2 separate regions of the Homo sapiens genome follow, and region 2 is linked to region 1. Evidence: read pairs that join two places in POLR2A ChIA-PET (ENCODE). Cell type or tissue: PC-9. All regions are shown on one strand. Links, peaks and the distances in the headings refer to the core of each region. The heading gives the core; the rest is flanking DNA.

The links. Peaks named below come from ENCODE experiments on the same cell type or tissue, not always from the same donor. Only the 100,000 strongest peaks of a DNase experiment are listed, where the experiment ranks them.
Region 2: POLR2A ChIA-PET joins it to region 1 with 18 read pairs; 3 of 35 experiments call an interaction of 5 or more read pairs at or near these places.

What each region holds. Positions count from the first base shown.
Region 1 is chr9:93,285,802-93,294,013 of GRCh38, reverse strand. WNK2 (WNK lysine deficient protein kinase 2) reads right to left here. Exons shown (of 30, transcript NM_006648.4): 20 at 4,394-5,226; 21 at 3,967-4,036; 22 at 1,618-1,706; 23 at 841-1,523. Among named protein-coding and RNA genes, the nearest start is that of WNK2, 110 kb to the right of the region's middle. RefSeq lists an enhancer at 4,568-5,364. In PC-9, for the core only: no CTCF peak of the experiment used is centred there; a DNase peak (open chromatin) is centred at 4,213; H3K27ac peaks cover 541 bases.
Region 2 is chr9:93,539,568-93,547,779 of GRCh38, reverse strand. FAM120A (family with sequence similarity 120 member A) reads right to left here. Exons shown (of 18, transcript NM_014612.5): 11 at 4,309-4,558. Among named protein-coding and RNA genes, the nearest start is that of PHF2, 33 kb to the left of the region's middle. In PC-9, for the core only: no CTCF peak of the experiment used is centred there; no DNase peak of the experiment used is centred there.

The DNA of each region.
Region 1 (8,212 bases), core at 1,434-6,433:
TTGCTGGATGAGGGAAAGAGACATGGAGAAAGAGAGAGGAAGAGAAAGAAGGAGGGTGGGAGAGAGAGAGACAGAGACAGAGACAAAGAAAGGAGAGACAGATAGGAAGAGAGAGTGTGCCAGAAACAGAGTGGTGGGAAGCGAGACAGGGAGAGAAGGAATGAAAGGGGAGAGAGAGAGAGAAGGAGAAAGGAAGAAAGAGGGAAGGAGACAGATGAGAGGCAGACAGGGTGAGGAAGACACATGCCTCAGTGATCCCCCAAGACATACCCCCAAGTGCAGCAGGAGGAGGCATGGCACCCAGAGAAGCCAGAAGCCAAGCAGACAGCAGGGTGGGGGCCGGCCCAGCCCAGAGGACTCTGAGTGGGAGACTGTCTACTCAAAACCACAGGGATGCTGGGCCTGGTGTCTCACACCTGAAATCTCAGAACTTTGGGAGGCCAAGGCGGGTGGATCACTTCAGGTCAGGAGTTTGAGACCAGCCTGGCCAACATGGTGAAACCCCGTCTCTACTAAAAATAGAAAAATCAACCGGGCGTGGTGGCAGGCACCTGTAGTCCCAGCTACTCGGGAGGCTGAGGGAGGAGAATCGCTTGAACCCGGGAGGTGGAGGTTGCAGCGAGCGAAGATTGCACCACTGCACTCCAGCCTGGGTGACAGAGCGAGACTGTCTCAAAAAAAAAAAAAAAAAGCCTTCATCACTCCCCTGTCCCTGCTTGGCAGCTCCAAGTGGGCGCTGCTTGGCCAGGACTTCAGCCCCGGCACCAGGGTTCCCTCACAACTGGGAAGGGGTGCCATGGCCCAGGGGCGGGGGCAACACTTCCTGCCCGCAGGACCTACTTCTCCCGCAGACTCTGCAGCTCCTTCTTTATGTCAGCATCCTCGAGCTCCGAATCATTGTCGCTGCTGATGTAGGACGACTGGGAATGGAAGGAGGTCACGCTGATCGTGGGGACCTTCATGCCCACCCTGCTGGGTGTCTCGGGGCCCAGCGAGCCGGCCCGAGAAGGCCTCTGCAGGAAGGCGGTGGCCTTCTTCACGAAGTCGCCAGCCACGCTGCCACTCACGGGCAGGGACGCCTGCTTCTGCACCGGGGGTCTCGCCCGAGGGCCCTCGTCCCCAGAGTCGCTGGACACGGGCTCGCCCACGCCGACCTCGATGGAGGAGGCCGTCTGCGCCCGCCGCACTGCCAGCTTCACGTCGGGGCTGGAGGGGGCCTCGTCCAGGTAGACGTCGGGTGGGGCAGAGTATCTCAGGCTGTGGGGGGAGGCCAGGGTCCACTCGTCCTGAGTGCTGACCACCGAGAAACGGCCCACAGTCTTGGCTGGTGAGCTGACATCCTGCTGCTCTGGACGTTTCCGAGGGGACCCCAAAGCTCGAGCGCCGAGTGTCTGGGGGTGGCTAGCCTGGCCCCCCACTGTGCCCATGTCACTCGGCGGGGGCTCTGCCGAGCTTTCTCCAGCTTCTCCACCATCCCTGTCTGTGGGCTCCACACGTGCAGGTCTCACAAAAGCAGGTACATCCTTGGGAAACAAGCGGAGATGAAGAGGTTTCATGTGAACATCAGCACAGAGCAAACCCTGCCAACCAGCCAGGGGGTCGTCAAGTCGCCCTTACCTGGGGGACGCTGGGGACCACATGGGAGTCTGAGGCCACCTGCCTTCCATCTCTGTCATAGCCTAGCATACTCCTGGGAGACGACTCTGCTATGGGAACATCAGAAACGTTACTGGGGCTGAAGGAGGAGGAAGAGGCAGAGATGGCTCACAGCTGACCCGAAGCAGCCCAAAGTGATCCCATGGGAGTGCCTCCAGACAGGCAGGACAATGGAAGTGGGTACTGGGAGGAGCCAGCTGTGTGTGCTCCTCCCAGTTTTGGAAACAGCAGTTTTGGAAACTAAAAATACTCCATGATGTCTTGGCCCCACGGCATTCTATGACAGATGCCCAATAAACCCGGGCAAGAGAAGAGGCGTCAGCCCCGGGCACCCTCATGCAGCCAGGCCTTCTCTGAGCACCTGAAGGCCAGCACCCTGTCTCATCCCATCGTCTGATGTGAGAGGGTCCCACAGCGCAGATCAATGGGGCTGGGTTCCAGCCCTGCTCCCACGGTGTCTCAAAAACTGTCACCCACTGCACCTGCAGCTATTCCGGTGCTCTCCATCTAGGGAGCTCTTTCTGACTAGCTTTTCCCAGGGTTGCCGTAAAGAGGCAACCAGAAAAGCCAAGCAAGCTGACATGGGGGCCTCGCCTGAGCTGAGACCCTCATGTGACAAAAGAAACTCGTGGGTAGGCCAGGGCATGAGCCAGACCTATGCGCCGTGGGGAAGGTGGCAGCAGCGGATGGAGCCTCTGGGGAGGTTGGGGCCGCCCGCACATGTACACGTGTCTCCTTTGCACACCCCATGTGGAAACTCACAAGGGAACAACACCCAAATCAGATTCCTAAGGAGCCCCAATCCAGTCCCTGTCACGTGTCCCCAAGCCGTATGTAACATCTGACTCCCCTCCTCATATCTCCATGCCCACCTTCAGGGCTAGGAGGTTCACTGTCAATCGCACTCTCTCTACTTCTAAATGGCTCCAACCTCCAGGAAAGGTCACTTTTGCCAAACTAGAATCTGTCTCCTTGGAGCTTCCCCCATGAGTTCCACACTCTGGAAAGAGTATGGACTTGGAGTACAAGTTATATCATTTGCAAGTTACTGAAGCTCAGTTTGCTCATCTGCCAAAGGGGCCCATGGGACGGACACATCTCAGAGCACGAAGTCAGAGTCCGTGGAGCGCCACAGGCAGCCCAGCGTGGTCAGGGCTGGCACTCCAACACAACCTCTCATTTCCACCCTTTTGGGAAGATGCTCTTGCTTCTGCCCTGTCCCTTATCTTCCTCAGGCTAAACATCACCAGTTCTCTGCGTGCACAGCTTCTGACCCCAGAGCCAGCTGCCCCGACCCCTCTTAAAGTCTGGCGTCTAGAAATAAATGTGGCCTGGGACTACGGGGTCCCGCCTGCGGCTGATGTGCGCTGAGGTTTCCGTTAGGAGGCTCAGGGGAGTCCTGATTCATAGTGTGCCCATCCCCCAAGAAATCCTGGGCTGAGAAGGAACCTCAGACCTCACAAGATCAGTCCGGCTCCCTTAGAAGGGACACTGAGGCATGCAGATAATGAAATGAGAAGCAAAGCAAAGGTGTTTCCACAGAGACGCAGTGGCAGCCAAGAGCCACAAGGGAAAGCCCCACAGCAGGTCTTCAGGGATTGCCCTGGTACCTGGCGCTCCCAGCAGTCACAGCGCCCCCCCCACCGCACTGCTCTGCTATAGCTGAAGTAAGGCTGGGTTTTTGTGGGCATCTTGTAACCTTGCTGAAGAAAAGCAAGGGCTGGGGTGGGTCCACCGGAACGTGTGCAGACCCTCAGCCACTGGAGAGTCCAGGAGCTGTGACGTGTCCCTGCAACATCCCAGCACCCACCAACTGGGGCTTTATCCATTTCCCCAGAGGACTTCATCTCTCTAGAGTGTTAGCATGTGGCTCCTTCTAGAACTCAGTAGGTTTTAATTAAGTCAGGGGCATCCAGTCTTTTGGCTTCCCTGCACCACATTGGAAGATGAAGAATTGTCTTGGGTCACACATGAGATACACTAACAATAACTGATGAGCTTTAAAAAATTGAAAAAAAAAAAAAAGCTCATAAGAAGCTTAACAATTTGTGTTGGGCCCATTCAAAGCCGTCTTGGGCCACATGCAGCTCATGGGCCAGAGGTTGGACAAGCTTGAATTAAATCATGACAGACTCCTGCTGTGTCTGGGCCCTACACTGGATGCTAAAGGATCCCTTACAGATAAAAGGATCTTTAAGAAATGCTTTTATGCCTTAACAGATGAAAGACGAGGGTGCGGATGCAGAAGGTTCTGGGGCAAGGAAGCCAGGCAGCACCTTGTGAACGCAGGGTTCAGCAGGAAGCTGTTACCTGTCATTGACGAGGACGTGCCCTGCTCCATCACGGCCCCTCGAGTGGGGGCCAGTTCTGACTTCTCCACCTGGAGAAAGAAACACAAAAAGAGAAGAGCCGTGAGACTCACAGGTCAGCATCTCAACAGCTGTATCTGCAAATCCACTCCCCTCATCTCAAGCTGCCCCTGGGCTGCCCCAGCCCCTGTGTGTGCATGGATGGGGCTGAGTCACCTGACGCTGCACAAGCATGACCCCAAACAGGGGTCACTTGTTGCAAAACATGCATGGGTGAGTCAAACACACGTGGGTGGGTCACCAAGAGAGGGACGGGCCCTGAGTGAGGGCGGCTCTGCATAGCCAAGATGCCTGCCCACCCCCGGGCCTGCGCCCGGGCTCCGGCCCCTGACCCAGGGCAGTGTCTCTGGGACAAGGCAGCTACTCACCAAGGGCTGGGGCAGCTGGACACGCCCTGAGACCGCCTCCTTAGGCACTGGGGGCAGGGCCAGGTCCCCCCCGCAGACCTCTGAGCGGGGCTGGTCCCCTCTCAGGGGCTCCAGGGTGAAGTCTCTGTCGCCCACCTCCACAGGGGTCCCAGCTGAGGCTGAGGAGGTGGGCACGTGCTCCTGGTAGAGCAGAGTCCGCAGCTTCTCGTCCAGGCTCTTGATGGTGCTGTCCACAAAGCCCACCCTGGGGGGCGGCCCTTCCCCATCCGACTCCAGGGCCGAGGGTGGCTGTGGGGGGACGGTGGGCCCCAGGGGTGGGCTTGGGAGCTGGGAGGTGGCCAGGCTGACGGCCCCCACTGCGGCAGGAAGCAGGGGAGCAGGTTGACCCAAGGCGGGCTGTGGGGTCCCGCTGTGGGGGCTGGGCTCAGGTGCAGGAGGTGGCAGGGGCTCCCTTGGGGCACTGGCGTCCCTGGTTGAGGCAGCCTCTGGAGCTGGAGTGCAAGGTGCTAGGCCCACCACGAGGGGCTGCACAGCAAGCGGGGCCTCGTGAGTCTCCGCTAGTGGCTGAGACGTCTCGAGCTCACTGGTCAGCCCCTGAGGTGTCCCTGGACCCCCTGCCTGGCTGGCAGTTCCTGACGCTGGCTCTGGCATGGTGCTGGTGGCTGGAGCTGCTCCATCTTGGGGCAGAGCAGTCACAGGAGGGGAGGAGGGGGCCAAAGGGGCTGGGGGTGCCCCAGGAGGGTTGCTGGGGCCCGCCTGGCTCAGGAGCTGCTGACTGGCTAGAAAGCTGGGTTGTTCCTTCGAGGACAGCTGGTCTTTATAGGGCGCTGAATCTAGAAGAAATGGGGAAAATGCCTTTGTACCAGGGTACTCCAGTCCTATCTACCTGTTTCTTCCTTGGCTAAAAAGATGCCTTACACAGCTGGCCATGGCCCCAGCGTGCTGGTCTTCTCTGTTTCCCGACACGCCAGGCTCCTGCCTGCCTGCAGCTCAGCCCAGCCTTGGCTGCTGCTTCCTGTAACGCCTCCCACAGGTCTCTGAGCCACCAGCTTCGCAACTCCAGGTCCCTGTTCCCATAGTGTCCCTTGTGGCTGAACCAGCACCACCCTTCCTTCTGTGTCTTCTGTAGCGTGTGACCATCAGCTGTGGCTGTTGCCTGTCTGTCATCTGTCTGTCCACACCCTCACCCGCACAGACAGCTCCAGAAAGATACGGCTCTTGTCTATCTTGCACTGGACAAAAGTTATTCAATGAAATTTCAAAATTAAAGAGTTTAAGTAGTGAGCTGTACACACTTCCATGCCCAGGAGTGAGCAGGAGCCTGAAGCCTTCAGACCCCCAGTCTTTGGTATGGTCAGAAGCGCAGCCAGGGCTGGTCAGTGACCCTGTGGGAGGAATCCAGAACCCCAGCAGTATAACCAAGTCTCCCAGTGCCTTGTGCAGGAGCTCATGGAGCCTCCACCAGGCTCACAGGGACTGCGGGCATCTGAGAGGTGGCAGGACGGTGTTTCTCAAACTTGGCCTTGGAGCCCAGTTTTCCTTACTTGAAAATGCAACCCGACCTTTCTTTTTTTTTGGAGATGGTCTGGCTCTGTCACCCAGGCTGGAGTGCAGTGGTGCAATCTCGCCTCACTGCAACCTCTGCCTCCCGGGCTCAAGCAATCCTCCCACCTCAGCCTTCCTTGTAGCTCGGACCACAGCTGGATAATTTTTGTATTTTTCATATGAGACTGGGTTTCACCATGTTGCCCAGGCTGGTCTTGTACTCCTGGGCTCAAGCAATCCGCTGGCCTCAGCCTCCCAAAGTGTTGGGATGACAGGTGTGAGCCCCCACGCCCAGCCCACTTTGTCTTTTTAAAAAACACAAAGAAAATGAACACAAAAAAAGAAAACTGTTCAAAAAATAAAAGGTGAGAATGGGGAGATTAATAGGACCCTGATGCCCTCCCTCGTGCCCCCAGACTCCCTTGGTCCCCATCCCCTGCCTGGCCCAACAAAGGTAAACTAATTTGACCAAAATTTCCTCCACTGCTCCTTTCCGGCCTTACCGTTCGTCTGTCTAAACATGATGGTCGTGCTGCACGTTCTATCAATGGAATGGTACTCTATTCTGTGGTGCCTGGCCTCTCTCACCGTGTTTGTGAGATGTGTCCTTGTTATTGTTTGCACAACTGCACCATGATGCACGCATCCATTCTGTGTTGGTACTCACTGGGCTGTGGCTGGGTGGGACCACGACTAACACTGAGGCACAGTGCGTGCAGGCCCGTGTCCTGCCAGGCACACGCCACTGGGGAGCTGCTGGTCACTGATCCCCTTTAGCTTTATGTAAGGGTGCCAAGGTGCTTCCCCAAGCAGGAGCCAATGCCCCCACCATCGGCAGCCTCTGAGCACCCCTAGGGCTGTGTGATGGCGTCTTATTGTGGCTCTTTATTGTTTTTTAATTATGGAAAAAACATTTAAGATGAGATCTGCTGTCTTAACACATTTTTAAAAGCATGATACTCTATTGTTAACTATAGGCACTATGTTGTGTGGCAAAGCTCTAGAGCTTACTCAGCTTATATAACTGAAACTTTATGCCCTCAATGGTAACTCCGTTTCCCTCTCCCTCCAGCTGCTGGCAACTTCCATTCTGCTCTCTGCTTTGACTGTTTTTGACTTTGACTGTTTTAGATACTGCATATGAGAGGAATGAATCGTGTAGTCTTTCTGTGCCTGGCTTATTTCATATAGCATAATGTCCTGTAGGTTCATCCATGTCGTCGCAAATGGTAGTTTCCTTGTTTTTGTGGTTAAACAGTACTCCACTGTGCAAACATATCACATTTTCTTTATCCATTCATCTGTGAAGACACTTAGGTTGTTTCCATATCTTGGCTATTGTGAATAACGCTGCAATGAACACAGGAGAGCAGGTATTTCTTCCAAACCTTGTTTTCAATTATCTTGAATATATACCCAGCAGTGGGATTGCTGGATCATACGGTAGTTCTATTTTAATTTTTTGAGGAAGGTCCACATTGTTTTCCATAATGGTTGTAGTAATTTACACTCACACCACACTGCACAAAGGTCCCCTCTCTCCACATCCTGGCCAATACTTGCAGTCCTTTGTTTTTGAGAGCAGTGATCTTAACAGGTGTGAGGTGATAGCTCAGTGTGGTTTTGATTTGCATTTCCCTGATAATACTTAATTCAATTGAGTACCTTCTCCTGTGTTCACTGGCCATCTGGGTATCTTCTTTTAGGACACACCTGTTCAAGTCTCTTGCCTGCTTTTCTACAGAGCTGTCATTCTTTTCTTTTTAATTTGTGGTTCTTCATGATGCTGGGTAGAGAACTGTCTGGGGGCTATCTGTACTACAGAATCTCTCGCTCCGTGACTCGCCTATGTGCTCGATTAGTGGTGTCTTTTGATAAACAATAGTTTTTTATTTTAATACAGTCAAATTTAACCAATTTTTAGCCAGTCTTTCCATTTGCATATTTTGTTGAACTTTAACGTATGTGTTCTACGTGGGGGCCATAATGATACTGCCTCTTATTACTTCTAGGAACTTTACTGTTTTCCCTTTTACATTGAGATTCACAAGCGACTTGTTACTGAGTTTTGTGTGTGGTATGAGGATCATCTCCCTGTGTGGACAGCCTACTATCCCAACTCTTTCTGTTGAGAAGACCACCCGGTCTCCACTGTTTGACAATCGGACCTTTCTTGTCAACCACGTGTCCAAAGATGTGGGCCTGCTTCTGAGCTGGCTTGACTCCATTGCTCAATTTCTCTACCCTTGTTCTAGGACCAGATTGTCTCTGTGA
Region 2 (8,212 bases), core at 1,879-6,878, 250 kb before region 1:
TTATTTGTGCTAATTCCTACCTGTGCATTTAGAATGTTTTCAGATCCCTTTTACGCTACTAAATCTATCTATGGTATTTCTGGAAATTTTTTCTCTCCATGTTCTTTTCCATGCAATCAAGCAGATTATGAACATGTCACTTAATGTGCTAATATAGACAGCTATAGGGCCTCAGGGAGTTGTCTAACTTCCCACAGCCTTCATTTCCTTACCACAGAAGGGTGGGGGCATTATAAATTGTTCTGGAGCCCTCCTAAGGCTGGCTGACCTTGACCCCATCTCCTCTCACTGCCCTTTACAAGCATGGAAGCTGGGGTAAAGCCAGAGCTCCAAAAGGAGAGAAGCAGGCCTCAGCCAGCATGGGCCACCTGCTGTGTCACCCAGGCTGACCACCAACCACCCGGGTTGCACCTCTAGAGCACACACTGACGGCGCCAGCATTGCTCTGGAGCCTTATGCCCTCCATCCCTGTTACTGTATTTACTGATTTAAGTCAAGTTTTTCTAAAACCTAACCCAGTCTGCATCTTTGTGTCTGCCATATTGCTCCTACAAGAACATAAGCTGCTGCTTTTGGACAAGAGCCTTGTCTATTTTATCCATGCTGCATCCCCAAAAAGACCTGCTCTGCTCTGTGCCCTCAGCCTGCACCCTCACACTGCAGCAACCTCTGCTCAGACTCCATCCCCCGTCTCTGCTATCAGGGATTCTAGAGATTTGACTGATATTCTTCCACTGTCCATCCCCATTGCTGCCATAGTATAGCATTTAAAATATATGTATGCCCAACTCTACCTTAACCAAGTGATCGATGTTAACATCACTAGTAAAAGCAAAAACTAAATTCCCTTAGGGAGCAATGAGAAGACCACCATACCCCTTCTGTGGGGTTCCACCCCAAATGCATCACCTGACTCTAATGGTGAAGAAACATGTGTCCAATAGAAATTGATAATAGTCTATAAAGGAATAAAAAAAACTGTAGCCATGAGCTGGCTACCTGTGTTTGTAAAGAGAAGGTTATTGGAGCATGGCCGTGCCCATTCATTTCTGTCTTGCCGACAGCCATCTCAACAGTGCTGAGGAGATGGCTCAGGTGTTTCTGGGATCACTGCTGAGAAAGGGCCAGCACTCCGCTGCCAGGCCCCAGGCATCGAGAGGAGCAAACAAAAGAGTGGGCTGGGAGACAATGCCACCAGGACCAGCTGCATGCATGGCCTCTTCCCTGTCCGTGCATCTCAGTGCTCACACACAGCAGGCCACGAGGCACCAGCCACAGGAGGGGCAGAGTAAATACACCAGATGGGACGGCATTAAGAGTCTGAGCACAAACTTAAACACGAAGCTGAAACGATGTGACCCTAGCCCCCTATAGTGCAACAGCAGCTCATCCTCTGCCATGGCCGCGGGGCCCCAGAGTGTGTCCTCACTCAGGGTCCCAGTATGTACCTTAGGTCAAGTATATGGTGGCCTGTCAGGTGCTCTGCTAGATTAAAGGCCATGTGTCACACTAAACTTGGAAGAGAAAAATACAAAAAAAGTAATCAAATTCATTATTGCTAATTTGATCTCACAGAATCCAAAGTCTTAAACTTTCTATGAATATAATATTGTTATTAATAAAAACATGTCTTTAATTGAATTTGCTATCAGAGGAAACCAGAAGCCTCTAAAAACAAAAATAAAGAAGGAATTGGCCAGGTGCGGTGGCTCATGTCTGTAATCCCAGCACTTTGGGAGGCCGAGGTGGGTGGATCACCTGAGGTCAGGAGTTCAAGACCAGCCTGACCAACATGGTAAAACTCCATCTCTACGAAAAATACAAAAAATTAGCCGGGCGTGGTGGCGCATGCCTGTAATCCAGCTACTTGGGAGGCTGAGGCAGGAGAATCACTTGAACCCAGGAGGCAGAGGTTGCAGTGAGCCATGATCACACCATTGCACTCCAGCGACAAGAGCAAAAAACTCCGTCTCAAAAAAAAAAAAAAAAAAAAAAAAAAGGAGTCTTTCCCATCAGCCAGTCTTCAATGGAAATCACGTTCAGCTGACACACTGTGATTTAAGTCAATCTCCATTTAATTGAATCTTCCTAAATAAGTTATTGGCCTTAACATTTGTTATAAATTTAAGAACCACCAGGAAATAAAAACAAGAATAAGCTCTGTCCCTCCCTTCCTAAAGTCAGGTAGTTGGGACCCAGTGGGAGGGATGGTCAGTCATGCCTGCAAAAGCGGTGCCAGCCCAGAGGGTGAGACAGGCCCCAAAAGAAACAGGGGCAATAGGGACTGCACCACACAGGGATCCTGACCAAGTAAGGGGCCATGGGGCTTCCCAGCCAAGCCTCTCACTGCCAGAGCCAGAAGCTACGAATGCAGCAGGATGCTAGACCGTACCCTATGAACACAGGGAGGGACACTGGACTGTGCCAGCTTGGAAGGACCAGGGTAAATCCACTGTTTTCAATGAGATATAGGAATACACAACAGCAATGTTGGGGTGGATCCCTCATGCTGCACTGGGAGGGCCAGGGCGGCAAAGTTCCTGCAGCACAGAACCTCCGACTCTGAGAGCCTGGCTTCTAAATGCCATCCCCCACTTGGAAGAACTGGGGCTGCTTGGAGAAATGGGGATCCCAGGGCTGAGGCAGGGAGACACAGGGGCAAGCAGAACATCTGTGGAGAAGAAAGGAGGTGCTCAGAGAAGATGACGAAGGCCAGTTTGCAAGGTGACAAAGGGAACATCAAAACAGATGATGGTGCAGTGAGCTGAAGGCCCCTAGAGAAACAAGAGGCTCTGAGTTCATGCTGATAAAAACGTGCTGCCTGTCTGAGGAGTGAAACCTTTACAGGGCCTCTAAGCACTTCCATGTGAGACGGTTACAAAAGGTGAGAGCAGCACCACACGGAGAAGCCACAGTCACCCTGCACCAAACCCTCTGAGCCAGTGTCCTGCCTAATGGGACAGAAGGAGGTGTGCACCCCCAGGCAGGGCATCACTCCTGAAAGCAGAGACGACCTGGAACAGGAACAGGTTCCTTGTCATAAAGGACACTGTTGGGACAACAAGCCTAACAGCTCTGAAGGGTGGAATGGACCACAGCATCACTGCGGATTGATTTTGATGGTTCTTTGGTGGTTATAAAGTAAAATGCCATCAACTGTTAGAAAATCAGTAAAGTATTTAAGTTAAAAAAAAGGTTTCTGTATTGTACTTGCAACTTTTCTCTATGTTTGAAGTTCTTTTAAAATGAAACCAAACCAAACGAATCAACTCCAAAACCTAATGAACATCCAGTATGTATCCCAACTCAACTGAACTTCAAAACGTCAACAGTATCTACCCATACTGAGCTGTGGGCTGTGAGGGCACAGACACAGAGACATCCCAGCAGCAGGACCACACCAGCACCCAGACCTGGGTTTCCAGACACCTTTTTCACAACAAGGAACAAGGGCTGCTCTTTGGAGAGATGGCTGATGCTGGAGCAGGGAAACACAAAGCGTGCCTGAAGCATCTTGTAGGGCAAAAAAGCAAGGAAGCTCTCCTAAAACAAGAGGATGGTGTGTGTCACACGGGCCAACCTAAGACAGCTCCCAAGGATAAGCCGGGACAATGTGCGTAAGGATAAGGCAGAGCTGGATATAACCTCAAGTGAATTGATTATGACCCTATAAAAAGAGGACAGGAGCCCATACTGATACAAATACGGCATGTGCCACACTAATGTGTTGGTCAACAATGGACCACATATATAATGGCATAAGATTATAATACCATATTTTGACTGTACCTTTTTCACATTTAGATACACAAATACTCGCCGTGTTTGTATATACTCTATGATGTTTTACACAATGACAAAATCACCTAATGATACATTTCTCAAAATGTATCCCCATCATTAAGCAATGTGTGACTGTAAATGATTAAATAAATGAAGGGGGAAGAAGTGGCACATTTTCCCTACAGAAGAACTCCAAATAATATATAACAAGAATCCCCTCTTATAGCCTTCAAAATCTTCAATATTTAAATAATAAACCATGTTTAAAATCATTATATAATATTTACATACCATACATGCTTACAAAATATACCTATAAACATACTGTATCATATAAATTAAAATATATTTTGCATTTACATAACCTACATTTCTATCACATATATAAATATGGGATGACAATAAATTTCAACATGATTGATCAGGAATAAACTTTACATCCTTTCTAGAACTCATCTGACACCATGGTCATGGCCCCTACACCTGGCGGGGACCCAGGTCCCAGCTCCCATGCATGGCACCCACCGTAAGACGCAGCAGAGCACCATGAGGTGAGTGGGCACGTTGGCAGGGTTGAGCATGGCTGGGGTGTCCGACCTCATGCAGGCCAGGAAGGCCCTCATCCTGCGGTTCTTGTCCTCTACCGCCTTACCCAACCACAGCCTCTTCAGGTTGGGGCAGGTCCACTCCCTGAAGGCAAGAGCTTCAACCAGTTCCGGGGTTTGAGGAGACTTTCCTTTGTAAGCTGCCCATTCTTTAATGATCACTGGTGAAACTACAGGAAAAAAAAGCCAGAGAAGACACATTCATGCATCATTCACCTGCTTTCAGTCTTAACAAAAACAAGCAGCTCTAGTAACTGGTCTAAAGATTCGCCTCTCAGGTAACAATGCATTCTCTCCTTAGCAAAACTACCAATCATCAAGTCCTTGTGGGTATTTTGTTTGTCCCTCTATTCTGTGCAATTAATGGCTCATTCAGATTTTCAGTTAGGCCACAAATAAGTTTCATCCAATCAAATCATGACTTGATTTTCTCATATAACTAGTATGCATAAATCAAGATGTTAGACAAAATCCATTTTAATATTTTATATCTACAAATAGTTTTAGTTATAACAGTGTAATTCACGGAAGTATGTGGTTATCTAATTATTTTAACATGCAAAATCCAATTTGGATAGCTAATCCCTTTCTACATGGATAAATACCCTCATAAATTAGATTTGAGAAATAATTTGCATGCAGTAGCCACTTTACTGAACCTCCCACTTCAACAAATGTAACTGTTAAACTCTATTTTTAAGACTGGCCAGTAAAACACAAGTAGATGCAAATATTCCAAGTTTTGAAGTCCCAGATGATGCCAGCACACAGTAATTCTATTCAGCAAGACTTCAGACAGAGTGTAAAGTTATCCAACATTTCGCCTCAAAAAAGACAAGAAGTTCTAAGTTGATGTAACATGGAAACAATACCTTTTATCCACAGATGTTTCACTATTAGTCAATCAATTCTTACAAATACATAAACATGCACATTTTCCCACTTGATTGATTTCCCAATAAATTAAGGAAAAAACAATGACAAGGAAATAAAACAAAAACAATCCATATTGCACAGTAGAATGTTAAAATCTCATCAACTGCACTGAGGTAACAACCCAATAGGGAAATCTGGGTATGCATTTTATAAGTAACAAGTGGTTCACTTTAGTTGAATAAACACCAGAACCAAAGCGGGGCCTGGTGTTGTCCCTTGCCCAGTGCTGCTACACATGAGCAAAGGCACCGTCCCTGGCTGACACACTCCAGTGCACGACCCACTCCAAGGCCAGTGTCTGTACGGAGACCAGGATGCTATCATAAACTCTAATTTGATCTTCAACATATTCATTCTATCCAAATTACATTAATCTCTCTGGGTTTGTCTTCTCTAAAGTAATACCTAAGGCATTCTGAAGAATCCAAAAGCAGGACAGAGTTAAATGTATTACTGGCTGATCTCCAGTTCCACTCTGAGTCTAAATATAGTCAGGCAATACAATAATCTCTTAAAATGTCATGAAAAACACCAGGAGTTAGACACTTGGATACACAGTTTCTCAGCAACAGAAAAAAAATGCTTAAATACATTTCAATACCTGACAAGTCAGGTAACAGTGTCACGTATAGGAACACGTTGAGTCAAGACCTCATAGGGCTCTGTGACAAGCCCTTCTGGAGCCAACTCCAGATAGTGTCCCCTTACGTGAAGCCTGCCGGGCAGAGCTGGGGTACAAGTTAAGGCAGTCACTGAAAATTTTCCTTTTACAAAAATGTTACTGCTCTCATTAGGCAAATGTCTTTCATTTACATTTGAATATCTTAGTGTTTAGATGTTAAAGGAATATTTCAAACACTCCAAATGCTTAAAGTCCATCAAGTCAAAACAGACATACATGTATATATAAATACATGCTTATTTGTTTTTATTCAATACTTTTAGGTATAGATATAAAACCAATAAGGTCTCCATCACGAAGCATATCCTGTCGTTGGACGCACAATCTAAGGCACTGCCCCCACCCCGATCCTGTGGATCTCCAGCACAGCTCAGCTTCCAGAAGCTTTCCCAGAAGTAGACTCGGAACATACAGGATCATCTCCACAACCACCACTACCATGCACAGGCCTTCCTGTGAGCCGACCTGCCTTCCCTCCTGTGATCCAACACCAAGGCTGCTCCACCCCAAGAGAAAACAGGCAAGGGGAGCTTCCAGAATGAGCTGTTCGCCAATATGCTATGTTGCTATCAGATTACTCTACATAACCACACCTCGCAAACACATAGGACACACACATCACACATTTCATACCATGCACACATCACATATTTCACACAACATATCCCCCAACAAACCCCACCACACACACCCCCCACCACACACATACCACAATACACACACTGAAACATACCCCACACACAGAGCATGGGTTTAGGTTGTGCATGTCAGGAGTCCCCTAGGGGTTATAAAGAGAGGCATTCTTACTAAATTGGCCTTTAACTTTTTCATTTTTTTCTTTCCCTTTCATCGGCTCTGTTCTCGCCTCTCTTTAATCATTTTAGCAATCATTCATGTTTTGTTTTCATTCTATAAAAAAAAATTATTGGTAGAAGATTTTCCTTCTCAATTTCAAAACCTTTAGGCCTCTGCAGAGTTCGTCCTGCAAGGCCCTAGATTGCAGAGTGAAGAGGAGGTCACAGGCACTAGTCCTAATGCATGGTATCCTCAGAAATATGCACTCCAGCTGCAGGCTCCGACAACTCTCCACATTAGAGCTCAGAGGGCCTCCCGTGTACCTGAATGAGCCTGGCCTGGTGCTGTGTCTCCAGACTCGACACAGCCCAGAAAGAAACAGGTGAACACACTCCTGAGAGCCGAAACTGGACTCTTGCTGATGGACTCATGGCAATACTCCAGCCAAAGGCTGCTCCGAGTCCTAGAAGGGCTCGGAACTGTCCTGGGTAAGCCTGTCGACACAGTAGGGACAGAGAGGGGTTAGTGTCCTCTTTCACAGCACTAAGCATGTTGTTGCCCACATGCAACAGTTATGACAAGAACAGCAAGTCCAATTCAGGAAATACATGTCTTTATCAAAGAAAATAGATGTGACTGACACAAAGGCTTGCTCCAGAAGCAAAGGCGCTCATCTCTAATAGTTAGAGATCTTTTGAGTATTCCACCAGAGAATAGAGGTGGAACCTTAGGCCAATCAGTTAATAAGTATTTATGGAACATCTACTGTGTGCCAGGTAGGGCTGGGATAAGAGGGAAGCAGGCAATCTGCACAGGCATGTGCCTGAGAGGGAGGGTCTCCTTGGGTTCTCAGACCTGGGCCTAGATCCAGGGACTAAGATGAGAGGTGACACCTAACTTTGCAACACAGTCCTGATGATTAAACATGAAAAGCACCTAGCACCCCTCATTATGTAGAGATAATGAGATGAACTCACATTTTACACATCACTTACATTAAATTAATTACAAATTAGTGCTTATGAAGAATTCCAAGGGACATCCAATTTTCGGGTTGAAACAGCTGCCTCAAGAGTGGAAGAAGTTGAGGAAAGAAAAATGCTTGGCTCTGATTTACAAGTCCCCTGCAAAGGGGCAGCTGGAGGGTAGCCTCTAGAGATGAGAATGTCTGCTGCTCTTCTCTCTCTGGGCTGCTGCTTTCTTCCAAAGAGTCACTGTTGCCCAGGAGGAAGGACTTCTCAGCCCTCACGGTATTATTCAATCCACAGGAAATAAGCAAATACAAAGTAGCCAGCTCACAGAAAGTAATCTGAGTTTTTACAGAAACCTGGGGGTATGTGGGCTTGCCCATGGCACTGGGCTCCAGCACATCCTGGGTGGGTACCATCTGGGACTTAGAGCATGGTAGTAT